Regions from separate parts of the Mus musculus genome. Here regions 1, 2, 4, 5, 6 and 7 are each linked to region 3. A link is a loop called in an ENCODE intact Hi-C map of the cell type or tissue named here. Cell type or tissue: left cerebral cortex. All regions are shown on one strand.

Region 1 (4,000 bases), 280 kb before region 3:
CGATGTCCAGACTCATGAAATGATGTACAACCCTCACACCCATTATGGACACATGTACACATACTATAATAATCAATACATTTTTTTTAACAGTGTGACATATGCCCAGAAACTAATATTATTCTGCTTACAAAGGAAGAAATTTTGCTAAGGAAAACAAGCTGGTCACAGAAGGACAAGTGACCACAGTTTGGTTCACGGCAGGACCCGAAAGGATCAGATTTACGAATGATTGAATTGCAGTTGGGGCTGGAGCTATGTATACATATGCAGAGTTGCTCTTTAGTGGGTACAGAATTTAAGTTAAGATGACAAACTGCTGTAATTCTCAAAAAACACATTCATGATATACATAAAGTTATCCATGCACTGAAAATTGTACTTCACATTTTCTGCATCTTTTAAAAATCACAGGCTCATAAAAGGAAACCACATCTTTGGGCTTAAAAGCAGACAGGTGAAGGAGAACCTGGCTTGTGGATGATGGGAGGTGCACTCAGGTGACCCCTGAGCGCTCATGTCCGCCCAAGTGTGTCTGTGTCTGTGGATACAATCATCATTGAGGTCCAGCAAGCTACCAGATCACAGACTGGACTGGAGTGGGAAATGGGGGTAGAACTTCCCATCAACCCCAGCTCCTTAATAAATACCCACAGCCATGCTCTGCAAACTAATGGAGATGCCCAACAATGGATGACGAGATGGGAAACTGGAGTTCAGCCCAGGATTGCAGTAAAATTTGCTTGGATTTCTCAATAGAAACCAAAGAAATAAACAAGTAAAACACAGTAAAGGCCTATTAGGGAGAAGACATTTGTCACCTTAGACAGAATAAAAGTCCCATGAAATACAATAAATGCCTCTGGGAAAAAAAGATGTGTTATGCTAGGAACTAGTGTGCGGCTCCTTGGTTGTTCTTCATTTAGTTTCTGTCCACTCCGTGTTTTGGGCCTCTGCTGCTTCATCCAGCTATGAAAGATGCATGAACTGAATCTAGTGTTTTCCAACAGTGTCCTCAAAATAAAAGTATTTTATTGGGTGCTATTGGAAAGGCATACATATTTCCAGATGAGAGCTGTGCCCGGCTAGCAACCTTGCACCTGATTGGGCAAAAGTATTGCTAGCTTTTCAAAAGTGCTAACACACACACACACACACACACACACACATGACACTCAGGCATGCACATGTGCATACATGCATACACACTCTTTTACACAAGCATTCCTTATCATTCAAGAAACATAAGGTGAGAACCTCCTGGTAGAACAGAATGAAGACACTTGGTCCACTGAGATTCCACATTTAAATATGCCCTGGTGATGACACTAGTTAATACTGACTAATGTAGTTTTGATTTCTGATATTTCAAAGTGCATTTTTATCTGTGAATACTAGCTGATTAAAATTACTTAGCAAACTCTGGTATATGGTCATACCTAGTATAATCTACCGGAATCTACTCAGTTAAGAGTTTCTAAACCGGACTGGCGAGATGGGTAATAGCACTGACGGCTTTTCCGAAGGTCCAGAGTTCAAATCCCAGCAACCACATGGTGACAACCACTTGTAATCCCGTAATAAGATCTGACGCCCTCTTCTGGCACATCTGAAGACAGCTACAGTGTACTTACATATAATAATAAATAAATCTTTTTAAAAAAAAGAGTTTGTAAACCTAGAAATAACATAGGTTACAGTCAATGTGGAGCCTGCGTTATCTCTAACATCTTCACGGCATCACATAGGACACGTGATGATGAGAATGAGATGAGATGTACCACAGCACGCTCCCCTTTATTCATGTCTATTGCCCAGTCAGATGAAAGGCTCACAACTCATGCATTATCTACTTGCAGGGCTGCTTTTAAAATGTATTACCAGTGTATTTTTTTTTAAAAGAAAAATCCCTTGAAATTAACAATCTCTTTTGTAATAAAAATGGAAATAAATAACACAAACCTTAAAACAGCCTGTGGAGAAGAAGACGGATATCTGTCCTTTCGGGTCTTGATTGAAACAATGTATGCAGAGAAGTGTTTTATGGAAGCTGTTCAAAGGAAGTCCCACGGAAGACAGGATGGCTCCAACATGCCAAATGCTTCTGGAAGCAAAGAAAGGCACACTGTTAGGGAACGCTTCCAGGACCAACTGCCAGTCCCAGTTTCTATGCTCTGAAAGTACATTCAGTATGCTTTTATTAATTTCTATTGATTTTGTACCCAAATCATTTAATTCATAAGCGGTGACTTGAGACACGGAGCTTTCAACATTTTATTTAGAAACTGCAAACAGCAGAGAATATTTGATAATTTTACTTCTCCATTTCCCCCCTTGACTCATAGGGCTCAGACTGAAGAGCCCTGGGCAGGCTGTGAGCATCTGGGAAGAGCCTACACCCCCCACGCCTATAGGCATGGGTCTGGGCAGGGCCTTCATATAGAGGGGAGGTTTGGGGGACATCCACCCTACCCCAAGGAGGAGAAAAGCAGACAAGCGGATGGCTGAGCTCAGGGCTAAGTACTGTTTCTACTAAGACCCAAGGGCTTTGGCTCACATTTCAGTTCGTAGCCTATGAGATTTAGAAAACTATTTCATAAACACAACCGATGAGAGGCACATGACCTCCCAAGATACCAAGTCCAAATATTACTAAATTAATTATGGAGTTGTGTTTCCTAATTTGCTTTAGGTTTATATCAAATATTGTCTCATTCTGTTAGGCCCTGTAAGAAGCAGACAACCAGGCTCAAGCAATGCTGGCTTTCCCTTCCAGCTCTGTCTCCTAAAGCAAACAAAAAGAGTTCCTTGGAAACCAAGTAGCTCCCTGGCGTGACAGTGCAGTTTGTGTGCTCTGCTATGCCAATAACGTCAGTGCAGGCTTCTTGCTTCCGCGGGTCTCATGATATGACGCATGGCTTACTTCTTCGGACACAGATGGGGATGGAGTCTACATCCTCGGAGGCTGCCTGAGTGTGGTAGGGAAGAGGCTACCACCACCTGAGTGACTCAAGAGGACTAAGTAAGGTTTGACAGGGCTCTGGATTTCTATTTTCCTCTTCAGTTAGCAACATGGTTCTGGAACCCTCACAGTTTGCTCCCCACCAGCTGCCCTCCCCCACCCCCACCCACCCACATACACTTAAGTGTGTCTCAGGACTCATTGTGCAAGTCTACAATGTCATGTCCTTTTGTCTGAGTCTCGGGACTTTAATCTCATTTGCACCACACTTTGGAGGTGCCCTAGAAAGGCTAGACAAGGAGAGAGCCAGGATCGCCTCACAGAACTTTTAAAATTTTTGTATTTTAAATCCGGCAGTGAATCATAAGTCACAAATGGAGGAACAGCAGGAAATGGTTGATAGTGTTTTCAGGGTCTGAAGTTCGAGGCTATTATGTGGGGGAAGAAAGGAGAACAGAGTGAGTTCAACTGTGCAAGAAAGAAGGAAGAAGTTGGCAGCGAGTGGGAGGGAGGGAACAGAGAATCTAAGTTCTAGAAATACAAAATAAACAGACCATAGTGACTAACCTCCTTTTTCTTTCTTATTACCATTCAAATACATTCTAGCATTCAAATTCAATGTAAAATGCATGGGTCTGCTTACAAACCAACCAATCAAACAAACAAAAAAACCCCAACGTATGAATGAGTCAATTAGTAAGTCATAAAACTCAAGAAATATGGAAATTGTAAGACTGTTCTCCTCCCATCCCCTGAAAACAAAGCCTCACAGAGGAATACAACTAAGTTGGTACTAATGAGAATGTGATGAGGAGTTCAACTTTCTGGAAAGTTCCAACATGGTCATGGAACTCAAACTGTCTCATCATTTCCCCCCACACAACCCTTTTCTGGAAGGTCATTTTGAACATTAAGTAAGATCATTCCATACACGGAGAGGTGCGAACTCACTGCTGAAGGCTAATGGCACTGCCGATGGACTGTATAGAGACATCACTGAGGGTATACCTGCTCAAAAACCTCAGAGGGTTTGAGGTT
Region 2 (4,000 bases), 420 kb before region 3:
TTACCTTTGCTCTGAGTTAGGTAGGCAGTCTGCAGGGTGGCAGATGGCACTAATGTCGCTGGAGGAGCAGCAAAGGGCAGGGAGGGTAACCTAAAACTAAATACTTCCAAAGTACCACGGTAACATTAGCCTCGGTGTCCTTTGGTTTGACTGAGGCTTCCGTGCACCTAGTCAGACTTTTCCTATAGAAACCCAGAAAGCTGAAGGCAGCACTAGGCTTCCTTTTCACATGTGTAAACTTCTCCTAAAGCCTGGTCCTCCGGATAATGATGGTAGAGCAGGCAGCTGTGTGTGAGGACAGAGGGCCTGTCACAGGCCCAGGAACACATTCCCTGCAAGAAGGGGATCTTGCTTCCCCCCACACCCCCCCACACCCCGGGGTGAAGATTGGAAATGCACTTTTAAGAAACTGAAATTATTCTGAGAGAGTACTTTACTCCCCCCCAGAGGATTACATCCAATAATAATAATGGTCCTCAGTACTCAAAATATTGCTTTTCATCTAATACGCACTTGAGAACATTAATTAGAAACTCTGTGGAATTCCTTGAGACTAGATGGTAGGCAAACCTGCCTGTGGAGAGAGGCACAGGCTTAACAAAGAGCCCCGTGGCAGCCAAGCTGAAAGGTGAATGCCTCCTTCCCCAGCCCCCACGCTACCAGGACTTATTGTGTGTGTATTAAGGCAAAAGGGAAGGAGCTCACAGTAACATCAGAAGACAGAAGACAGGATAGAGAGCAAACCCCCTTTTACTAAAGCAAGGTACCAGAGAGGTAAATGGCTTTGTCAACCATGAATTCCTCGGCAAAGCGAATGTGACAGAAATTCTTCTTGCTCTTTCGGATGGCTGTGATATCTCCACACTGCTCAAAGACTTCTTGAATAATTTCTTCCGTTGCATTTTCTGGTAATCCTCCAACAAACACAGTCTTACACCCTGGAGGTCGTTCTCTTGTGGAAGGAGGTGGAAGATCTAAGATCACAATGAGAAGAGTTTTGTCTTTTTATCGATCGGCTCTTTACCAGGTTCACAGGGCAAAGGTTCCACTTGCAGAGTTGTCTCCAGACTGAGACACAGTCATTTTTATAGCAAGTTATGTCTCCCCAACCCCATGGCTACTCCTCCCTCCCCTCCCCCATCATGTTTCCTGATCTTCTCCCCTCCCCGTCAACCCCCCCCCTTTATTTCTCATGTTCATTTCTGCACAGAGTGGCTGTGCTTGTCCAGGAAAAAGATAACACGTGTTAGCATAATTTCATTTCTCTTTCATACACAGACACCCAGAAGAAGAAAAAGAGGAGGGAGAGAGCGTCACAAGTACAAAGCGCGATGAAATGACACATGATGAAAAGGCCTGGCTTGCTGCTGCTTTGTCTTCTTGCCAGATAAAGGGGGCAGCATCGTGGGACGAGGGAAACACAGCCCACGAGAGAGCATGCAACAATACTTACCTGGCTGCAAAGATGCTGAGTCTGGGAAAAGCCTTGGTTATTATTCACATTTAAATGAGCACACTATTAAATTTTGAGGAGGCTGTGTGAAAAGATAGTGTATGCTGTCACAACAGTTTGCCAAGTTTGTATGTAGATTACTACAGCTATCTCCTGAGAAGTCCAGTTCAAGTAGGCAACACTGATTAATACGAATTTTTTTTAAAAAAATTTCCAGGTATGTAAGCCTATAAACTTAGCATCAGAGGCTAAATTAATCAAATATATAGGTCCTTCAAGTGAACGTGACTTAGCCCAGAAATTCTGAGATGCGTGTTCTTCCTGCCTCTCACCTTTCCCCCAAATTGCCACCTGCCAGATTAATTCACGGTTCTATCTAGTAAAACACACTTGAGACTTTCTCTCCCGTTTGTGGAGGTGGAGAGAGAAGCTGCCAGATTTCACATGAGGCATTCCAGAAAATGCTAGTTCGCTGCACACAGGAAAGACTCTTAGTGTTACACATAAACTCTCCGAGCTCACTGGCTTCATGGTACTTATCCAGTGGCTGGACAGCTGAATGCATGGACACATCCTTGTGTACCTGTCCTAATGTAGAGACACAGCCTTGGGTAGCACATCGCACATCTGGAAATGAACCCAATACTATTTACAAAGGAAAAGGAATATGTCAGGCAGCTGCTTCTCCCTCCCACTTACTTGGATTTTGGGGGAAAAGAGTACAGCTTTTGCAGTGGATTATTTCCTTGACGACAGCCACTTCCGTTGGGGGTGGGGGTGGTACCAGCCCCAGACCGGGTATCATCGGGTTAATGGGGGTGATTCCAGTCATCATGTTGAGGCCTGGATCGAAGCCCGGCACGCAGATTGAGTCTGTGAAAGCATACAAGACAACACGTTGGTTAGACATTGTTGGTTCTGTTTGCGTTACTGTCTCCCACGGACTGGTTAACTTTATATTTCCTCTTCCTCTGGAGTTTCTCTTGGCATACGATGTAGAATTACAGAAAGCTATTCTAGAAGGGTAAAGGAGAGAAAGTGTACAATGTAGAACCTACAATTCTACAAAAAGGAAGTTATATTACTTAAAATATTAGCGCGGCAGAACAGAACACAGCATATTAAAGTGTGAAACCATGCGCCATGAGGCTCAGCTATTACCGGGAATGCAATTTTCTGTTCCTCAATGTTAGGGCATTGTTTACACTGCCTTATGATTTACAATGTGGAAAGAACATTTGGCATTGAAGTGCCCTGAGAATCGAATTGTCAGCCTACTTTTATCAAAAGTCCCTTCTGGTCCAAGTGACCTACGTTTGGGGAAGTTCACTTTATATGTACATGCTCTGTACTGATCACCCAGGTCCCACCTAGCCCGTTTCTCCTAGGGGAGAGCCTGACATGGAAGAGTGGGTATAATTGCTGTGGCTGGGTTAGAGGCATGCAGGTGTAAAATTAGCTGTATATATTTCCCAATCCTATTATATAATCACACTTTCTTCCTTTTACTCTATCAATAAACATTTGGCCCACCCTTCTAAAATTTTTATGCCTTGTATCGAAAACAACCACAAAACTAAACAGAGCCAAAGAGGATAGATTTTCCATATAAAATGCTGAATTGATTTCCAAGTGTGACAATGAAGCAAATAATGTCAAAGGTGATATACCGGGACTTTAAAAGGATAATAAGTGTGGTGAGAATAGAGAAAAGAGAGTCCTTGTGTAAATAAGTGCAGCTGTTATAAGTAAGTCAGCAAACACCAGAACTTTCATGGGCCCAGTGATCCCGTTAGTCGGTATATATCCAAAGGCAATGACTGGAGACACCTGCACCCCCATGCACACTGCAGTGTGAGCCAGCATCCGGAGTCAACCCAGATGTCTGAGCAGATGGATTGATGGATGTACTGAGGATCTGTGGCTCAGGGACAGAGCAGTCCCAGCCAGAAATAAAAATAAGATGACTTTTGACGTCTGTGATATCATAGATGTCAGTTAAGTGCAATACGCCAGGCTTACACAATAGGACCAATTGATTTATGGCAAAATCTAAACAAGCAAGCAAGCAAACAAAACCAGCCACAACAAAAACTGAATTCATAAAAGTACAGGGTAGAATCCTATACAAACTTTAAAACTTTAAAGCATCAGTTAGTGTGTGACAAATGGCTATGATGTATCTATCATTAAAAACAAATCAAGTAAGCCCTTTCTAACCACAGGTGTATTTTCAAAACTGTGTACCAAGACAAAGGGATCCCTCTCTTGGGGCTTTTTCTCTCTGTAGAAAACAAGGCTATCTCTGGTACGATAAAGTTCTGAGATAAGCAGACAGTCACACTGAGGAAGGACCTGGGGGTCCTCTACTATTCTGCAATGAAAAATTTAAACTACCTCTCTATCTCCTGTCTTTCCCTGCCTCTTCTTAGGTATTTGCCCTTTGACCTTTCTGTCCTGTTGGGTTCTCATGTACAGAGATGTCTGTCCCTCTGTAGGCTTTACTTTTTGCTTAGCTGTGCTGAGTGGTTAGACAAGTCCAACAGC
Region 3 (4,000 bases):
ATAGGCAACTGGCTCTAACAGTATTCTATCACAAGGATAGAAAGAGCAACAGAAAGAGGCGTAAAGTGACATATAGCGTCTCTTTGAGTCTATGAACACATTATCTTATGTGAGGAAAGAGGAGAAGGAAAGGAAATCCCAAGATTCCAGCAGATCAAATGTATGGCTATCAAATATTTAGCATCACAATGCAAATGCATTTAGAAATGGTTCAGACTTTTTCCCCCCTTAAAATAACCTTGAAATTCAGATTAATCTCTCAAGTCCCCAAACAAGTACATGCCCTGGACAAGCTATGCTCAGACAATGGAAAATGTTTTGTATCAGTGAAGTTCACTCGAAATCTGCCAAGCTATTATTCTGTTTGAAAATCTTTCTGGCTAGAACAAATTAATAACAGGCTTCGAAAGCTAGGTTAAACACACTGCAAATCAATTTATCCCCCTCCAAATCTGCGAAAGTGCATCGTTTCTGGTAAAAATGCCTCTTCAGTGGCACTTAGGACTGTCACTTCATCGCTCCCCCGAGCAGTCCGCTTTGGTCCCTCACGGAAGGTGCTGTATCTCAAAGGCTTACTGTGCTCATCGGCCACAGGCAAAGGGAATACTGATTCTTTACACGCATGAAGAACCTCAAAACGCGTCACGTGTACGATATATTTCCTAAGTTAGTAGAAATGCTTAAGTGGACTAAGTTTGCACCGATAGTATGTTCGCGATCAGTTTTTGAGTTCAGTAACAATCTAGATTACAACTGAAGAGACTTGCCCTCCACCAGCACATAGAACCCCTGGAAAGATGGCTTTGCTAGAACTGTGACATGAATATGATACACTGCAATCGGTTCCACCTTCACCAAAGACCCTAGATCACTTATGATGCAGGAAAGGAAGCTCCTGTCATCCATCTGCTACCTGTAATATCTGAACTCTTGTAGAGAGACAAACTGACCAACACAGTCTTGAATCTCGCCACTGTCAAAAAATGCCAGTGTCGAGATAATACAGTCGGTACTTTACTTGCTGAACAAGCATAAAGACCTGAATTTGTTGTAAACACACACACACACATATAAAATTTTTAATCTTTTTAAATGGTGTGTCCTTGTAATCCTAACACTGGGGATGCAGAGACAAGTGTACCCCTGGGACTTGGGCTCTCTGGCCAGCCTAGGTAGCCTAATCAACAAGCCTGAGTCCAGCAAGAGACCCTGCTTCAGAAAATGAAGTAGAGAGTTTTTAGGTAAATGAAACAACATCCAACCACTGTGCAAGAGAATGACTCTGTACACACAAAGGTGCAGCCTACACACACACACACACACACACACACATGCACACGCACATGCATGTACGCACACAAAGACACTCACACGGAATAAGAGAGTATTAAAGATTGTTCTAAACTATAAACAGCTAGCAAGGCACAGAGCTTGCAGGTGGCGGGAAGGAGGTGGGTTCATGGGGCCGAATGCAAAATAAACTGTGTGCAGCACACCTCAGTCCACACTCTAGCCTAGTATGTCCGTATTGATCTTCACTTGTAATTACTATGTACTTTCAAAGTATCCTGATTCAATCCCAGCTACAAGTTCCAATGGGGGAAAAAGGGAACGAAGAGAGAATAATGTGGAGGAGAAAGTAGGAGACAGTCACCAAGGAATTCCATCCCAGGGTATCCCAGGGAAGCGGTCCTATGGGCTGTCACCAGGCTGCTGTATCCCTCCCGTGCCTCCGGAATGCTTGGAATTAAATAGTTAAGCTGGAAAGCATCACTCTCGACTTGGCTTTTAGCAGTAAAAGGCTGCCCTCTACTTAGGTATCACAGAGCTAACTCAAGCTTTTATAACATCCTAAGAGCACCTAACGGTAGTCAGTGTGTGCTCGGGATGCTTAATGGCTTCTGTGAAGGTTAGAAACCTCCCTCCCACTCTGGTTTTTCTGTTTACACCAGGCTTTAAAAGGGGCAATAGAAATGAGCGCTTCATTTCCTCAACAATCACCACACAGTTCTTATTACAACCAAAAAATTCAAAATTGTGTTACTAACATTTTTTTTTAAAGAGACAGGTTTGCCTGTCTGAAGTGAAACTTGCAGATGTATGTCAAGTGGAGGGCTTCGATGCCTGGGCTGAGGACCATGGGCTGGGGACCATGGGCTGGGGACCAGGATGTGCATGCAGCTGTCACTGCTCTGTTTTTCATTCACAGTAGGTGGTTGCCAGGCAACAAAATACTATTGTCTGTTTCTGTGATCTATTGGCCAATTCTACTGGTGATAATGCTTTTACAGTTTAAAACAGGGCCACCTTTCGGACAAGAAGAGATGAGCAAAATTTCCGAGGCCGACAAGAATATATATATGAATATAAATACGCTGCAGGTACCCTAAATCATATGCATCCAGTTTATAACTGTGTGCAGACATAAATATATATTTTGCACATACCCATATATGTTTGTGCTATTGCACACATTCTTTTCCAGTCTACACACATATACATTTCGTAGGCCTGCAGCCAGCATCTAAATCCATGTGGGAAAACCAGAGCATGAACTAGAGAAATAAAAACACAGTCAGAATCATTTTCTCAGCAACAGCAACGACTTCAGAGGTGTCAGATGTGTCAAACCCTGTTCCTTGATTAGGAAGCCTTCCAGAGAGCAAAGCTCTTCTTCCTACTTATATAATAGAAGATTGGGAGGCTTTGTCATCTCCTTTGAACCATCTCACATATTAAATAAGCCATTTAACTTAATATGTGCTACCAGACCATAAGTGTGTTAAAAGACCTTTCAACTAGTGTTACCATTTACACATAGGAATCTTTAAAATTTATTCATCTTAAAAAGAATTGAATTGCACTCCCTGGAATAGCCTCACGTGACTCTCCACTTTGTTTGGATATGGGTCCCTGGGTAGTTACAGCCATGCTATGTTCCTTTTGCACATTCCACCAGCTTACAAATAAAATAACACACAGTGTGCTCAATATAAAGTTGTCAACATTATCCTGCATCCCTTGCCACTTGCTTTGCATTGACAAGGTTACAAAGATAAGAATGACAATATCCTTAAAGTGTTCAGACATGACATCAAAACAGTCTGAAGGAATTAAAGCTCGAGAATGCCGGCGGCAATCAGGCTTAGAAATGAAGGGAAATAAAAGTAATTTGTACGTATTTCTGGAATGGCACTACACAATGTCAGGACAGTCTCTAGACTTCACACAGTGCCCATCCGTCTTGTCTCACCATATTTCAGAAGCACTTTAACTAATGCTTCCCTCTAGAGGGATGAAATTCATTACCATTTGCAAATCTGCATATCACAAGAAAGCGGAATAATCAATATCCATTATGTGCACGGACATTATTACTATAAGTCTCCTATCAAGAGTGCAACGCTAGCAAAACAAAAGCAAAGTGTGTTAATCACAACCTAAGTACTAGACAAAATTACTACTTTTCCAGAGAGCAGTCTTCAGCAGACCGCAGCTGCCTCCCACTAGAGCTCCCAGGGACTTCTTCACATCGCCACCTACAAAAGACCCACCACCTCCTTCCTTGGGTTCGTAAGCACCAGGGTCTCTGCCAACAATCCATTTCCCTTCTCCTTTCTTCACCTTCTTCAGATCCCTTAATGACCCTTCACTACTTCCTCCAAAGGACCAAACTCAAACATGCAGCCCAGTTTGCCATGAATCTCCTCTCGTGCATTCGTTTCCTGCATTCTCCTAAAGCTACTTTTAAAAACCACTACCACTGAACAAACATAATCTCAACAAAATTTAAATTTTTTAAAATGTTATAACAGTGGAAGACTGCGGAAGGGGGAGTAAAGCACAATGTGCAATTTGAAGGAATGATACTAGCCGGATTACATACACTGGGATGTGTATGCCATAGAGCTGGGTTTCCCCACCTGTCGACCCCACTTCCCCCATGTGCTCGCTGCGGGATGACAACCACAACACTCCAGAACCACCCCCTCCAAGGAGG
Region 4 (4,000 bases), 120 kb before region 3:
TGATAAGTTCTTTATGGGAATCAACCTTCATTGTTTGTAAAGGGTCAAATAATAATATTTTTAGCATTCCAGGCCACAAATTTTTCTGCAGCATACTCTTTTTATGAACAACTCTTAAAAAAATATTTTTATAATCTCCTAGCTCTAGAGCTGGGGGAAGTGGCACACACCTTTAATCCCAGCACTCAGGAGGCAGAGGCAAGCAGATCTCTGAATTCTAGGCTAGCCTAGTCTACAGAGTGATAGCTAGGCCTACACAAAGAAACCCTGTCTCCAAAACAAATGAACAAACAACAACAACAACAACGTTTCCTAGCCCTTAAGCCTTAAAGAAGTGGCTGGATATTTCCTAGAGCCTCAAAGTCTGCCCAGCCCTATTTCATGTGTGATTGGGGGGGGGGGGTGTTTATTGTTGGCTGTGGCATAAATGGGTGCTAATTAGGGCAAATGAGGCATCAGGACCCACTGATTGCTTGTCATCCAGACTCTGTGATTCAGTTCAGCCTCCAGGAGAGTGCCTCGCTTCTGGCATTCTGCCAGACACCCCAACACATCCCCATCGATCAAACATCTTTGTTAATACTAAGCCATGGGAGTGATCAGAATATGTCCACAAATAAAAAAAAAATAAAAAAAGCAGGCTCAAGGTTCTGGGACTCAGGGTCTGACTTTCATACCCCTAAACTGTCTACGACAAAAGGGTACCATGCTCTCAGCACCCTGGATCTCGGAGGTTGGAGTTACCCACCATCCTACCAGGCAGGAAAGAAATGCACCTCTGGGCCAATCACAATAGCATTACATTTATTGGCTACTATTTTGGCTGATTTTGTTTTTGTAAAGAAGAGGTGAGGTGACAGGAGAAAGGGATACCAAGAGAAGAGAGGTCGGAGGAAGGGAACATGCCAAGGGAAAGAGTAGGAAGAGAAACCATTGCAGAACAGTTTGTCTAAATGTTGTTATCTCATAATTAGGTTATTTTCACTCAGTACTTAACATTAAATTCATCCCAAACTGTCCTATAATTCTAAAGCAGGATTCCATATCTTTCTCAGTTTCTAAACAAGTACAGGGGCTCTCTCTTTTGATCTTTTCCTTTACCAGCAGGATACTTAACTTTGACGTGTCTTGACTGTCAAGCATCCTCTAGGTCAAGGCCTGTAGAATACCTCGTCGTTGATAAGCCTCCCGAGCCCACAAATGAATGAGAAAAATGAAGACATCTTGCTGCCCATGGTTCATTATCTCTGCTCTATACTCATTCACAGGATGAAGAGAGGCATGAATTCAGGACCCTTGCCCTTTACCAGCCTGCATGACTACAGAAGTTCTCCTCTATATTGAGTCATTGCCCACGGGGTAACTGAATTTAGCTCATCCCATGCACCCACTAGTAGTTGGTTCACACAGAGACAAAGTTCAGGATCATATAGTGGTAGTGATACTGCCACCAACAGAATGTGCCAGCTGAGAGCCTTGGTTCATTACCACTTAAAGAGTGGTGATTTTGAGAGAAGGAGGAGGTAACTTAGAGATACAGAGTGGGAAGTCTTCCGGCAGATAAGGAAGCCAAAGGTAACTAAGTCATGAAGACATTGTGTCAGAGAGAAGATACTTACAACTTCTGTCCTAGGATGCCAGAACCGACTGGTACCAGTGAGGGTGAGCCTCTGTACCTTTCAGACAAAGTGACCCCAGGGTCTGAAATGACTCGACTTCTATCCTTGATGGGAAGGTCTTGGGAGACCTTACTGTGAACTGATGGAAGAGGCAAGAAGTTGGGAAGCCGGCATCCAGTGATAAGGTTCTGATGACCAGAAAAAGGAAGGAAAGAATTGGGGGGTTGGTTGAAGATGTCTAGGGAAGAGAAAAATCTGAAGTCGACTTGGAGATGCATGGCAGATCCTCAAAACAGACTGGAAGGGGGCGGAGAAAAGGTCACTGCAGAACCAAGGATGACTGGAGCTCCCTGCCTGGGGAAAGGATGGATGGCTGTGTTTTCGTTACCAAGACAACATGGCTAAGAGGCAGCCTGAGAGGTCCCAGAGCCCTCTCTGAGAGGCTCTTGCTCTCTATGATTTTGGGAACGTATCTTCTCCCTTTTAGAAGTAGAATACATCCTCTCTTACTCAAAATGTGTTCAGCACTGAAGTGACTCACCCCTAGTTGTAAGAGGATGCTGTACACTGCAGTCATGCTTCAGGAACACATATTATTCAGCATTGGTGGTGGGAACAAACCTCGGTTAACACTTAATCCAAACCCATTTACAGGAAAGACAAATAAAAGCATTTTCAACATTTCCCTTTGTGCATAACTTTTTAAACATGGGAAGCATTGCAGCAGAGGTCTGCCTTGCTTGTAGAGAACATATAACACATTCCCCTCCACAGGAAACTAAAGATACTACAAATAAACTTGCAAACATATATTTCTTCAAAGCATTAATTTTTAAAGCGGCCAAAATTGCTAACAACCAGGGAAAGTACCGATTTATAAATTATGTTCTCAGCACATAGTATACATTGTGAATTTGCATGCATATTAAATGCAAATAACCAGAAGAGCATAACATTAAGGTTTCAAATTTATATGTGCAAAAGACAGTAAATTCTAACATTAAAATTCTTCCCAGAAAATATTAACTCCCCATATCCCATGTGACTGTCACAAAGTCAGCCGAGTGGTCTCACCGCAGAACTCCGGAAGTCCATAACCTAGGATCTGTGAAAAGTCGTATCACCCAAGCTGGGAATGGATAGCAGCCCGGCTGGCAAAGTGGTCACCCACCCCTGGCTTCAGTCCCTCACACTCTGTCCACTGCATCTCAACAGCATCAAAAGCTCAAGGTCATTCTTGGCTACAGGCAGGATTCAAAGGCAGCCTGGGCCACATAAGAACCTGTCACCAAACAAAAACCCAATTTTCACATAATCCATGGACATATCAATTTGTAAGATGAGGCAGACGAAGCCAGTGGCATCGCATGGGACAGAGAAAAGAGGCTCTCAGTGTCCGGGTTTTCAAAAATATTATTCTGTTAGTTAAGATCTGACAGAAAAAATAGCGCATCGATAAAACTGCCACTCCCGTGTCAATGAAAGGATCAGATCTCTGCTGTAAAGGTGATAACATTGAGGAGCCAGGCAAAATGCAGCCAGCTCTTCTCTGTCTGTACAGTGAAATTAAGGGCTGTGTGGTTGCAAAGGCTGTGCATTGACTTAGCGAGGCTCGATGAGTGTTGGGGGCTGGCAGCAAGCTACATGTTGCTGGGCGGGGGGGTTGTTGGTTTGTTTTGTGTGTATGGGTATATAGCCTGCATTTTCTGTGCATAGAGTGGAGACGGGAGCCAAAAGAGTGTCAGCGCCCCTGGAACTAAAGTTACAGATGTTTGAGTTTCGACATGGGTGCTGCCAACAGAACTCTGGTCCTCTGGAAGAGTGGCAAGGGCTGCTAACTGCCAAGCCATCTCTGGGGCCCCTGGGTGTTTTGTTGATGTTACGAACATCTGCAATCAGTTGAGGTTAGGGAGAGGAACCAACTCTGGCTATGTGAATGAGCCCTGTCAAAGCAAGTGAAAGCAGTAAATACAAAACCTGGGCTTCCAGGAGGCAAAGAAATTGTGCCCCGGAACTGAAACATGGAAACCCAGGACAGGCAGCCTTCATCCTCTACAGGGTTCAAACCCAACGCAACACCAACTTCTGCCAGAGTTTCCTGACTATGGTCTAGACTGAGGATTGGACGTATAGTTCCCTCAAATTTAATCTTGTGTGTATAGGTATAGACACACACACACACACACACATAATTTATATGCACATGCTAGGCAGTGTATAGATGTATAGATAGATGGAAGAACAGACTATTAATAGATTCTTTTTTGAACAAGGAACAGATACTGATATAAAATGCAAAAGGCCTTGGAGTTTTTATTGTTATTGTGTGGTATATGCATAAGCTATAAAAGAACTGACCCTGAGAGCCATTTGTCATGTTT
Region 5 (4,000 bases), 65 kb before region 3:
CAAAAGGAGCTTACGAAGCATATTTCCCAACGGATGCCTTCAGAGTGGTAAGGAAGAAGAGGAAAACACGCCTGTTTTAAGGCCTACCCCACCAGGATACCCTCACCACTGGGGCTACAAAGGAAACCAAGTGAGACAGAGCCAAGATTTAGGAAAACTGATCCAACACTAGGAGTAAATCTCGTGATGGCTGGTAACTGTCCAGCTACAATGTTCTATGGGACATCATAAACTTCGGCTTAACCTACCTACCTACCTAATACTTATATCCAACCGCTTTAAATTTTCCCGTGACACATGACAGAAGGGATTTCCATTGAGAAAGGTGAAGCAGCTCAGAGCAGAACACCTGCTACTAATTTGGAAATTGAGTAATGTCTACTCCAGAACAAGGGCCAAGTGGTACAAAGGAATGAGGTCCCAGGGAGGATTTAACTCACATCAAGATGAACAGGTTGCTGGGCTCTGAGGAACCATCATAGCTGGGTGTTGCTCACCCAGCCACCCCTTTCTCTGCACCAGCATAGAAAGACAGCTGGTGTGAGTTCCACATACTACTGTAGATGAAGTGTCAATGAAGGAAGTTCTTCCTGCCCTCTCAAGAGAGTCTCAGTACTGAGAGGAATTGAGCCTGTGGAGTGGAGGAAGGCAAAGATGGATCTCTAAGACACTTACACCTAGAAGGGTAAGAAAGAAGAGAGGAAAGAAAGAGAGGGGGAGGGAGAGAGGGGGAGGGGGAGAGGGAGGAAGGAAAAAGGAAGGAAGGAAAGAAGGGAGGGAGGGAGGGAGGGAGAGAGAGAAGGAAAGAAGGAAAAAAGGAAAGGAGGAAGGGGGAGGGAGGGAGAAGAAAGAAAGGAAGGGAAGGAGGGAGGGAAAGAGGAAATTTCCAAATAGCACTCCATTGGCAGAGTAACTGGAGCACAAGAGAAGCTCAGGACAGAATAGAATGGGAGAAGCCACCAGGCTCTCCTAGACCTTACTGGTTTACATTAACGTTTTCAGTTAACTGTATATCTAACAATGATGTGCCGTCACAAAGAAGGTTTTGCTTGTTAGTCTGAGGTTCTTTTGCACAACCATTGTGAATGATGCTTTCTACATAAATACCATCAAAAAGTAGCAGTTAACCTAGATTTAAAAACTTTTATTAATGACACTGATTACACAAAAATGGAAACATAGATTTCCAAAGACTATAGTTCTTTGTGAAATTAGAAAAAATATCAAAAAAATCCCAACAATTTAAAGACATGAAAGTCGGTGAATGGGAAATAGTGTGACCTCAAATTCACACAATTTAAGTCAAATTATTTAAAGGGATCATTTTGGGGGAAAGGAGGTCTGAATAGTCAGAGTATTTGTAGCCCTGACCAGTCTTGAACTCACTGTTTAGCACACATTTGCAACCCTCTTGACTCCGCTTAGAGAATTCTGCGATTACAGAAGTGTGCAAACTGTGCACAGCTCTCAAAAAGGCGTCTTTTAAAATCCCCAAATGCTAAGATGTAACAAAAATAAAACATGGTAGGTATGAATAGTTGTTTTCTGCTCCTATTTTATTGAGGGAAAAGTCAGAGCAAAAAAAAAAAAAATCTTAACACCATGATCAAAGATAGAATGCTGCGGTCTACACTGTTCACTCTTCACATCTCGATCTGCAACAGGCTGAAAACTGTGAGCAGCGCATGTCTAGCCTTCTGCACACTTCATGAAAGATGTATTTGTTCCAAACAACACGTCTCCTGACAGTCCTGCTACGGAAAGAACATGAGTCACAGAGGCTGAGAGGCTCTCCTTCTAGTTCCAATGTTAGGCGAAGTGCACAGCTTCCAGCCGTACACTTATACAGAGCCCGTGAGAAAAACAACCTCCGAGCTGAGACAGCCAAGGCTGGCTTTGGTACTTTGAGGCCTGGCATCCGACATCTCAGATGAATAAGCAAGAATTCAGCCTAGGCACTGGCTGCCATAGAGTGTGGGTAGCAACATCAAAATGGCTCCTCCTGCGACCTATATGAACACTGGGACAAACATCACAGACCACGTGGAGGCTGAAAAACCCCTGCAGAGGGCCCGGCGAGATGATTCAGCCAATGAAAGCATTTATCACCAAACCTGACTCCTTGGGTTTGATCCAAGGAACCTACATGATGAAAGGAGAGAACCTACTCCAACAAGCTGTCCTTTGACCGTGACATGAGCACCACAGCAAGCATGCATGTGGACATATATACATACATACAATCAATCAACAACAAGCATGCATGTGAACACATACATGCAATCAACTAATCAATCAATAAACATATAATATATATATTACACATATTATATATATATAATATATATATTAATTCTGATGAAGTGGCTGCAGAGGAAATGGCTTAGTGAGGAAGATATTTTTTTGTGCAGACAAGGACCCTGAGTTTGATCCCCATTATCCATGTAAAAGGCTAGACATAATACCACATGTTTGTAAAGCCAGGACCTGGGAGATGGACACAGTCAGATCTTCTGGGCTCACTGACCAATCCACTCAGTCTAACTGGTAAACTTTGTGTCCTGGTGAAAGGGCTTGGTTAATAAGAATAAGAATAAAAAAAAAAACAACCAACCAAACAAACAAAAAAACCACCCAAGGTAGATGTGCCCTGAAGAATGGCACCCAATGTTTGCCCTCTGGCCCACTCGTGCATGTGTATAGTGTCCACCCTAACCCCTCCCACATGCACAGGAATCCCAGGACATAATCATCTTTGGGGTCAGTCATTAAGGGTTCTATGTAACGTGTTGTGGGAAGCTGGGTGGCCCCTAATGTAATACTGGAGTTTTGTTATAGAAATGATTGGAGAAAAAGAAATTTTCTCTATAGAATGATTCACAAGCCATAAAGATCATTTTCTGTGCCCACAGTAACTTCTGATTCAATTCACATAGTCTGAATTGGAGTATGGGCTATACAAAGGACTCCTTCTCTCTCTCTCTCTCTCTCTCTCTCTCTCTCTCTCTCTCTCTCTCCCTCCCTCCCTCCCTCCCTCCCTCTCTCCCTCCCTCCCTCTCTCTCTCTCTCTCTCCTCTCTGTCTCTTTCTATCTCTTTCTATCTCTGTCTTTCCCTGTCTGTCTCTCTGTCTCTGGCTGTTTCTCTGTCTCTATTTCTCTCTGTGTGTCTCTATATATCTCTCTGTATGTTTCTCTGTCTCTCTCTTTGTCTCTCTCTGTCTCTGTCTCTCTCTGTCTCTCTGTCTCCCTCTCTGTCCTCCCCCGCCCCACCTCTCTCTCTCTCTCCCCAGGCTGAGTAAAAGGAGCAGAGAGCTGGTTTTTCATAGGTTGAGGGAAACATCCCCAGACAACAGCAGTGGCTGGAGAGAGGCTCCAGACTATTCTTCAGGTTACTCCTTTTCTGAATACTAAGGACATTTCTTAGGCCTTTTGGATGCACTGAAAACTAGTTTTGAAAGATAAGATATTAGACCATTTCCAAGGGGAATCCGAACACTGGAGATTATTTACTTTGCTGTAATTACTCTGCACACAGGGAGATTAGCTTTCCAATGCTACTGGCTTTGCATATAGAGATTTCAAAAATGAAAAATGCAGTTCATATCTTGAGTACTTAGGGTTTGGAGTCTACAACGCTGCTAGGAGTGAGGACAGGTAGGTGCATCCCCGCACAGAGAAGAGTAATTACAGACAGCATCCATTGTTTATATGTCCGAACTCCTTTCTGCCAAGTTGTTTATAGAAGGCATCTTGATTTTTATTAGAGCCACTGCTAAATGAGAATGTGTTTATATATTCACAGATGGATTTTAGTTTCTTAAGTCTCAGATTTTAAGGCAGATAGCAAGGCAGTTAACAAGCCCATCTCATCAACAACAGAAGAAGGAAAAGGTTTTAAATTGCGTGAACAATCTTCTGGAAGACACCAGTGGAACCTTGGTACTATTGAACAGACAATCTTTATTTGTATCATGACTTTAGCAGAGACGAAATTTATTCC
Region 6 (4,000 bases), 55 kb before region 3:
TGAAGGGTCCCATAGTTTCAGACCCAGCAAATGCACTAGTGAGCCTGCCACTAGACAGTTCAAGAACAGATCTATGTAGACTATAGCACATGGTGTCATTTTGTGCTCGCTCAATTTTCAGCAAGTATTTATTAGCTATGGAAAGGTACAATAAATACCTAAAGATTTAGAAGCCAAGAAAACAACTGTCCCTTTTTCTGCTCCATGGTAGATATACCATAGCTATAGGGCTGCATTTAGACGGGTACATAGACAAGAGCCCATCAGAAGGTAGTTGGTTCAAAACTGGGTCAGCAGCTTGTTAGCTATGTGACCCAACAGGAGGGAATTGGTGCTGGTAAGTCTCAGTTTTCACTTTTGGAAAATATGGATAATGAAATATTATAAAAGAGGGTGGGGATAAAAGCCAATTTGGAAATACACTTGCTCTATGTAAGTGTTAATGTTTAAAATGCTAACCAGGTATCTCTAGAAGATTAGCTAGATGAGGGATGACCTCATCTATGGCATGACCTTCGAGAGTTAAGAAAATCCCAAGAGAAACACAGATGACAAGTACTGGGAGTTCAGTGTCTGTCACAGACAGGGCAGACTTAAGTTTAAGATGAATGTAGGGTAGGCTGGGGAGATAGTTCATCTGGGAAGGCGCTTGCTATGCAAAACTGAGGACCCGAGTTCAATACCCAGTACCCTCATAAGGGCTAGGCATCATGGCAACACATATCGTTAATGCCAGTGCTGGGGGAGGCAGAGACAGGAGGATCTCTGGGAGTCATTGGCTAGCCAGTCTAGCTGAGTCACTGATCTCTGGGGCCTAGTGAGAGACTGTCTCAGCAGATACCATGAAGAAGGAATGAGGAAAACACCCAGCTCAGCCTCTGTCAACATATGTGCGCACATGTGCACACATACACACACAGAATGCAATGTCTGCCGAGCTGGGGAAGTACTCAGTGGTGCTCTGGGAGGGCACAGTAGGGACCTGGGCATGGGAATGGAATGTATTGTAATAAGTATTCTAATCCCAGCACTGCAGAGGCAGTGAAGGCCACTATGATTTCCAAGCCACCCAGGACTACATCGTGAGTTGAGACCTCGTCTTGAATTCTTAAAACCCTAGTGGCTAATGAAAGAAAGTAATAATAAGAAAGAAAAACCAACATGAAAAAGAATTTCCAAAGAAGCAAATACAGACCTGTCTAGGAATATAATAAACTGTCTGTCCCTGGAGATAATGAAAACATACCGAAGAAACGTAGCTTGAAGGAATATGTAACAGCAGATAAAGACTGGACGTGACGTAGCAATAGTAACATTGGTAGCAGATGGTATTTGGTGCTTCTTAAGTTCCAGACACTGTGAGAGGCACTTCACGTACACCATCTTGTACCCACGTACACATACAACAAATCCACCAGGGTAGGGAACATCCCTCGCTGTTCTAGCTACTGAGGGCATTGAAGAATATTCATTTGTCCATGATTTCAAAAGCCTGTCCCTTCTACTGAATTCAGTTCAAATTCCAAGACTCGGAGAAACTGGGCATATTTCACCCAAATGCTAAAAAGAAACGAGAATGATTACAAATCCCAGTCTGAATGTGAAGCACTCCCCAAATAGCATCCTCCTTTTCACACAAACAAGGCAGCATCCATCTGGACCACGAGGAAACCTAAAAGACACGCTGTGTCTGTCCAGGACGATGACATCACTATAAAAGGGAACCTTTAAAAAGGCAAGGAGGGAAGGGTATTTAGCTGGCTTTTCCCCATAGAGTATGAGCTGCCAACTTTTCCCCCATCTGCTCCTCCACAGGAAGGAATCTAGGCTCCTGACCTATGTCTCCAACAAGGATCACTGAACCTGTAACTCAGCCCCTACCTTGGCAAGCTATAGGGGAGACAGGCCTGTCAGGCAGCAGCATCTTCATCCTGTAGGAAGACATGTTATGTGGCTTTTTATATGGGAACATCTTGATGTTCCATCTAGGAAAGCCACATTTGGGCACTGTGAAGTGTAGCGGGTGTGTAAGTACCTCTCGATGGGCTACTGTTCACTTCTCTAGCACTGAAGCCCAGAGCACAACTCGAAGCAAGATCCGTGCAAGCAAAGTTGCAATGATCATTAAAATGTTTCCAGTCTCTAAAAGCTTACTTGGGAGCTTCGGAAGTGTAGCGCACACTCCCTGTCTGGATTGCTCCAAGATGATATCATCAGAAATTCCAACTGAAAATTAAGAACAGGAAGACAGGCGTCTCGGTTGTTCCTAAAAGCGCTTTAAACTCATAATCTTTTACTCAACAAAGTACTCCTTGAGCACAGGTGCCTTGGAAGCACATTCCCCCCCCCCCCCCCATAGTAGAGAGTCAGGGAAAAGAAGTAAGAGACACTGAAGATACTTAAAATTAAAAAGGAAATGACATCATAGCTACAAATGGGACCCCAGACTGTCTGGCTGTGCCTCTCCTTCACATTGGTGATGGTATACAAGGACCTATATAGATACCTTGAGAAACAGAGAGGGGGAGGAGGAGGGAGAGGGAGAGGGAGAGGGAAAGGGAGAGGGAGAGGGAGAGGGAGAGGGGAAGGGGGAGGGGGAGAGGGAGAGGGAGAAAGACTAAGAGAGACAGAGGGGGGGGGAGAGAGAGAGAGAGAGAGAGAGAGAGAGAGAGAGAGAGAGAGAGAGAGGAAGAGAGGATGAGAAATGAATAAGATGAAACCCTCAAGCTACAGGAGGTAGAAAGTGAGAATCCTGAATATTTCATTAGGATAAAAATGTCCCAATATAAGCTCTACTACTGAAGACAGTTATTCTGGGCTATCTGATCAGCACTACAACACCTTATCTCTTCCCATCACCGGAGCAGTTTTGATACTTGAAACAACGTAATATATTACACTCTAATACCTATCTGCTTCAAACACAGTCAGAAAACACCCACACCACATAAATCATACATGGCATCACATTAGATCTTTTAAATAATGTTGTGAACACCAGGAAAATATTCCTGGGGTCCATTTTTCATGTTTCTTTTGTTACTGCCCAGATGGAACTGTCTATTTTGCTTCTCCATCAGTTCCTTTCAATTAAATAAATCAAATGTGTGCAAAGGCTGAGAGGAAGCGCAGGCAGCTGAAAAACAGGACTGGCCCCTGTTGGCGCCCATGGGCAGCCTAGAGTGCTTGTTGCAGCAGGCCTGGCCTCCTCCACGTGCCCACCTCTGATTAGCGAGGTGCCTTGCCTGCTCCTTGGCATCTGTTCCATTGATGCTTCCAGCACTGACAGGAAGGGAGGGAGTTCCCCAACCCCTGGGCATTCCTCGCTCCCTGGCAGTGGGATCATACCACAAAGATGAAACACTCTATGGATGTATATGCACCACGCACAAGGACCTCTTTGTGTCTTTCTGCATTGCCTGGACAAGAGCAACAGTGGGGATGTGAGAGACGCAAAGAAGAAAAATGCAGATCGGAGGAGAAGTGGTAAGGAATGCCTCCGTAATGGATTCCAGCAAGAGAACTGGGAGGGGATTTAACTACAGACTAAAAGGAACCTCAAGAAGGTGGTATCTTTCCAATTTATAGTTAACCAATTTGCCCTTCTTCCTTCTGTCTGTCTGTCCTTCCACAGCTTAGTCTTACCTCTGCTCTCAAGAGAGCCCTCCCCATGCCTCGCATGCAACTTTCATACACTTAGTTAGCTTCTCCTTAGTCCCATACAAGAAATATTCCTATACTGTTTAGTTAGCATAAGTGCTTTGGCTCACTGCAAGTGGGGCAGCAGCACATAGCATACCTACAGAAAACTGACGCTACTGTTCTCAGTTTTATTCAAGTAGCAGACAAAGTAATGGGTTTTATTGGGATAATTTCACACATCTCATTAAACTTAGTTATTATTAATCCCAGTTACTCTGCCTGATTCCCCTGTTCCCTGACTTGCTGGTTCTTTTACAAACAAAAGGAGTCCTTCCTGCTCTCATGTCATCTGTGTTAG
Region 7 (4,000 bases), 320 kb before region 3:
CTGCTTACAGGCTGTGGAAGCATGCTTTTCAGAAATTAATACAGAATTTGAGAATTTTTATCAAAGGGGACAGGAGTGCTCGCCATGGCCCTACAGCTTCCCTTCAGGCTGCTGGTATTCACATTTGCTGCCTTGTGTGTACCCACTACTTCTCCACGCCTCCCTCCTTTCTGACTCACATCAAGGCCCACCTTCTCTGAGGCACCTTACATGATCAATTCTTGCCTCTCTAACTTCAGCATTCCCTAAGGTGTGGGATTTAACAGGGAACAGAAAACCATTATTTTAATTTTTAATAGTTAAATTTGCTCTGAGCCATGTGAAATTGCTGTTTCTGTGGATTTAAAAGCTAGCCAAATATTAGCGCTTTCATATAGTTCAACCTAGTATATGACAGAAAGAAATATATTTTAAAAGAAGGACTTCACCATTTGTATACAATGAGACAAAAAATGAGTACTTTAAAGGCACATGTAGAAATAAATAAGTAAACATATCTCTTGACCACACAGCTGTAGTAAAATTATTAAACTTGTATCCACTAATGGAATTGAACAGTGGCATTCTGACAACCAGTGTTCTGTGTTCCTTATATGTCCCATTTTGTATTCATGGTAGCCTGGGGTGGGAAGGATCTCTGTATTTGGGTCCTTCAGCTGGTTCTCAAAGCATAAAGAGGCAAGAAGCACTTAGCATAATCCCTACCAGGTTGGTGGGTGGGGATGGTGTTGTCTTACCAGAGAACATTGGTTGCTTTCCTTCATGTTCATTTGAATATGTGAAACTGATGGAACAGAGGGTGCTGTTCTGGCCAAAAGTCTATAATGTAGAGCAGAGTAGAACCCAGGTGTCCCTGGCGGCTTTGATGGGCACCCACTTCACCAGCGCTCTGCATTACAGTGACATGTGGGTATTGGCAGCTTAGGGGCTGGTGATCTGGGCTCCTGTTTTGTAGCACAATATGCATAGCCTCCCCTCCCTTCCCCCAAACACACACACTTTCCAGGCCCACTGAGAAAGGAGGCTGTGAAAAGCCATCTTCTTTGGTGATATCCTGTGACGATTGTCCTTTATGCCCCCATAGCAACCAACTTTAAGTTCTTTTTAAAACCAAGACCTTGAAAGTATAGGAGGGTAATGTTTTCCAATTCATTAGAAACTAAACTAAATTAACTTCCTGTATATTTTATCCTATTAAAAAAAAGACATAAAATAGTCATGGTGTTGGCACTTATAGGGCTTTTGTCAGATTAAAAAAAAAAAAAAACGGTCATTAAGAAATTAAATCCTGCATACTCGTCAGCCTTTACTTCCATGCACAGAATAATGGGTCTTAAAATACAGGCGGTTGGTCATGGGTCTTAAGATACCTGATATGAAAGATAAGCATCTGTTGTAGAAGTGCATGGCTGAGAGAGGACAACATTATTTTCATGTGTGGCACAAGGAAGATGCCAAGAGCAGGAAAATCTGGCAAATTCTGAAAGGATGCAAGAGTCCTTAGTGGGAAGAGACAGAGGAAGTGGGCTGGAGCTCTGGCAGGGACCAGGGACCAGGACCAGGCTGTGTGAAGCTGGCGGAGCACAGTGGAGGCGGGGCACCGTGGAGGTGGGGCACAGTGGAGGCGGGGCACCGTGGAGGTGGGGCACCGTGGAGGTGGGGCACCGTGGAGGCGGGGCACCGTGGAGGCGGAGCACCGTGGAGGCGGGGCACCGTGGAGGTGGGGCACAGTGGAGGCGGGGAGAGGATTTTCCTTTAGCAAGTTTACTCAGAGACCACTTTCACTGCGTGTATCTAACGACAATGGTACTTTTATTCTTTAAAATCTTGTTTTCCTCTTCAAAATTTTACTTTCAGAAAAATGTCAAGGGATTTTAATCCATGCATGCTAAATACAATGTTTTCTTATATAAAAATGGTGGTTTATCAACCAGAAAACTGAAGTAAACCTCTTTAGAGAAGATGGCTCAGAAAGATAAGGGGAGTCTTGGCAACATAAACACGCTCTTACCAGCTCATGAAATGCTAAACCTAGGGCTTACTGTTCATGGCGGAAAGAATATCACTGTAGAAGGAAAATAAAGCAAGCTTTTATAGCATGAGAAGGAATCTCAGAATTCATTAACCAAGAGACCAAAACAATACACAAAATATTGTGGTATATTTTAAGAGAGCTTTAAATAAAGTCACGGGGGACAGATTTATAGCACTCTCATTAAATCGGGACAGCAATGGCGGGGGTGTGTATATGATCCTTGGTGACAGGAAAGAAAGTATATTACTAGACTTTGTATTGACTAACTGCAAAACCCATCAATGACACGAGGGTGACAGGGCTCCTAGAGGAAAGGTACTGTGTAAGCTCGAGTTCCCGACAGAGAAGACAGACAGCGTTGCTCCTAATCAGACCCGAAGCACAGCCTAATGAAATGTGTTTGGGAAGTTCAGAGCAGCACGTGTGATGGCAACACAAACCAGCTCCACTAAGTTTAGGAGAGGATGGAAAATAAACATTTAATTACAGAACAAAGTAACCATATACAGAAGACAAGAGAATGAGTTATTCCAGACACAAGTCACTGCCTTACAGGAGCTGCTCTGTAGCATTCTGACCCCAAAAGCATGCTTGGTGGACAGAAATGATGCCGGTGGGGAGGGGATGGAGGAGGGAGGGGATAGTAAATAGGGATGTGGACAGAGTCCTCAGAGGAACAACTTAGGTGAGGCACAACTAAGTCCAGTAGGGTTGTTGCTCCAAAATCCAGAAATGAACATTGCAGGCAGTATGGGTAGATAAGATGTTTTAAAAAATAGTTTGAGGGCTGGAGACACGGTTCACTGGTTAAGAGCACTTTCTGCTTTCCCAGAGGGCTAGAGTTTGGTTCCCAGCAATCCCACCAGGAGGTTCAAACTACATGCAACTCCAGCTTCAGGAGGTAGGTTTCTTCTAGCCTCTGTGGATATCTATCTATACATCTAAGGCATACACGCAAGTGCACATGCGTGGATGACACACACACACTCACATACACACACTCACACACATACTCACACACATATATGCATACACACATACATACATACACACACATTTTGAGAGGAGGAACAAAGGGGAAACAGGATCATTTTTGGTTGAAACTATTATGATGTCAATCCCACTGTGAGTGTCCCCTGCAGTGAAATCACCCTTCCATTGGGAAGGTACAGTCAACAGAGTAAGTATGGGGTTTCAGCCTGAGGTACAGTGGAAGCCCTGAGGGCCTCATTTACAGAAGCTGCACTCAGGGGGAAAAAAAAAAAGAGCTTGAGTGTGTCTGGCCCCTACACCAATGTGACTTGACAGTAGGCTAAATACTTTAAGTCCTTCCCCAGTGAAAATATAGATTTCAATTTGAACAGTAGTTCAAAATGAACTACATGAGCTCAACAGAATTCTAAAGCATTGGTGCCAGTTTTAGAGGACCACTTACTTGCCGGGGGAAATGATCAATTATGAGAGTGATCTCCACACATTAGAAGAACGAGAGCAAGTGATGGACCACGTCGGTGAAGCATTGCTCTAAAAGGGATGGAGGATCATCCAGGAATCACAGGTCCTGTTCATGCATTCTGTCCCCACCCTGTTCACTCATTCTGTCCCCACACATCCAGCTCCCACCGAGGAAACACCTGCTCTGTCCAGCACCATTTGAAGTTCTGTACCAGCAAGCACTTCCTCCAGAGAAGGGAGGTGCAGCTAGCTTGGTTGAAGGTGAGTATGTGAATCAATTAAAACACTGGTTAACAGAAGCGTCGGAGGGAGGACCAATTAATGGGCCAGTGATGGCGAGTTTAGATTTTCTTGAAGGATGCACAGAGGTGAACATCTGCAGGTCAGGGTCTTTAGAAAGAATAAAATGAGGTTTCAGACATGGGCACCATGGTGATCAAAAGTGTGAAAAGGGTAGGGTGCTGTTTAGAAAATCAGCACTTTTGATTGTCTGAAGTCTGCAAAGCAAAT

The links. Peaks named below come from ENCODE experiments on the same cell type or tissue, not always from the same donor. Only the 100,000 strongest peaks of a DNase experiment are listed, where the experiment ranks them.
Region 1: a loop joins it to region 3, with 2.7 times the contacts of the local background. A loop is called at or near these places in 2 of 42 quality-filtered maps.
Region 2: it touches region 3 in a loop (3-fold over the local background); 5 of 42 quality-filtered maps call a loop at or near these places.
Region 4: a loop joins it to region 3, with 2.6 times the contacts of the local background. A loop is called at or near these places in 2 of 42 quality-filtered maps.
Region 5: it touches region 3 in a loop (2.1-fold over the local background); 2 of 42 quality-filtered maps call a loop at or near these places.
Region 6: a loop joins it to region 3, with 2.1 times the contacts of the local background. A loop is called at or near these places in 2 of 42 quality-filtered maps.
Region 7: it touches region 3 in a loop (2.5-fold over the local background); 11 of 42 quality-filtered maps call a loop at or near these places.

The regions. Positions count from the first base shown.
Region 1 is chr14:77,439,862-77,443,861 of GRCm38, reverse strand. It overlaps Enox1 (ecto-NOX disulfide-thiol exchanger 1), which reads right to left. Exons shown (of 19, transcript NM_172813.3): 5 at 1,963-2,104. Among named protein-coding and RNA genes, the nearest start is that of Gm6994, 65 kb to the left of the region's middle. In left cerebral cortex, a CTCF peak has its summit at 1,588 (motif pointing left); DNase peaks (open chromatin) are centred at 2,119, 2,875 and 3,369; H3K27ac peaks cover 219 bases.
Region 2 is chr14:77,575,938-77,579,937 of GRCm38, reverse strand. It overlaps Enox1 (ecto-NOX disulfide-thiol exchanger 1), which reads right to left. Exons shown (of 19, transcript NM_172813.3): 8 at 2,153-2,326; 9 at 768-974. Among named protein-coding and RNA genes, the nearest start is that of Gm52115, 19 kb to the left of the region's middle. In left cerebral cortex, no CTCF peak of the experiment used is centred here; DNase peaks (open chromatin) are centred at 1,423, 1,889 and 2,318; H3K27ac peaks cover 786 bases.
Region 3 is chr14:77,157,867-77,161,866 of GRCm38, reverse strand. The region is part of intron 1 of Enox1 (ecto-NOX disulfide-thiol exchanger 1); the gene reads right to left. Among named protein-coding and RNA genes, the nearest start is that of Enox1, 3.1 kb to the right of the region's middle. In left cerebral cortex, CTCF peaks have their summits at 2,078 and 2,297; DNase peaks (open chromatin) are centred at 2,320, 2,561, 2,925 and 3,208; H3K4me3 peaks cover 2,072 bases.
Region 4 is chr14:77,282,127-77,286,126 of GRCm38, reverse strand. All of the region lies in intron 2 of Enox1 (ecto-NOX disulfide-thiol exchanger 1), which reads right to left. Among named protein-coding and RNA genes, the nearest start is that of Gm41217, 87 kb to the left of the region's middle. In left cerebral cortex, no CTCF peak of the experiment used is centred here; a DNase peak (open chromatin) is centred at 2,016; H3K27ac peaks cover 528 bases.
Region 5 is chr14:77,223,331-77,227,330 of GRCm38, reverse strand. All of the region lies in intron 1 of Enox1 (ecto-NOX disulfide-thiol exchanger 1), which reads right to left. Among named protein-coding and RNA genes, the nearest start is that of Enox1, 69 kb to the right of the region's middle. In left cerebral cortex, no CTCF peak of the experiment used is centred here; a DNase peak (open chromatin) is centred at 1,767; H3K27ac peaks cover 491 bases.
Region 6 is chr14:77,212,663-77,216,662 of GRCm38, reverse strand. The region is part of intron 1 of Enox1 (ecto-NOX disulfide-thiol exchanger 1); the gene reads right to left. Among named protein-coding and RNA genes, the nearest start is that of Enox1, 58 kb to the right of the region's middle. In left cerebral cortex, no CTCF peak of the experiment used is centred here; DNase peaks (open chromatin) are centred at 1,596 and 1,913; H3K27ac peaks cover 1,531 bases.
Region 7 is chr14:77,480,873-77,484,872 of GRCm38, reverse strand. The region is part of intron 5 of Enox1 (ecto-NOX disulfide-thiol exchanger 1); the gene reads right to left. Gm6994 (predicted gene 6994) reads left to right here. Exons shown (of 6, transcript NR_033141.1): 5 at 3,652-3,751. Among named protein-coding and RNA genes, the nearest start is that of Gm6994, 24 kb to the left of the region's middle. In left cerebral cortex, no CTCF peak of the experiment used is centred here; a DNase peak (open chromatin) is centred at 1,522.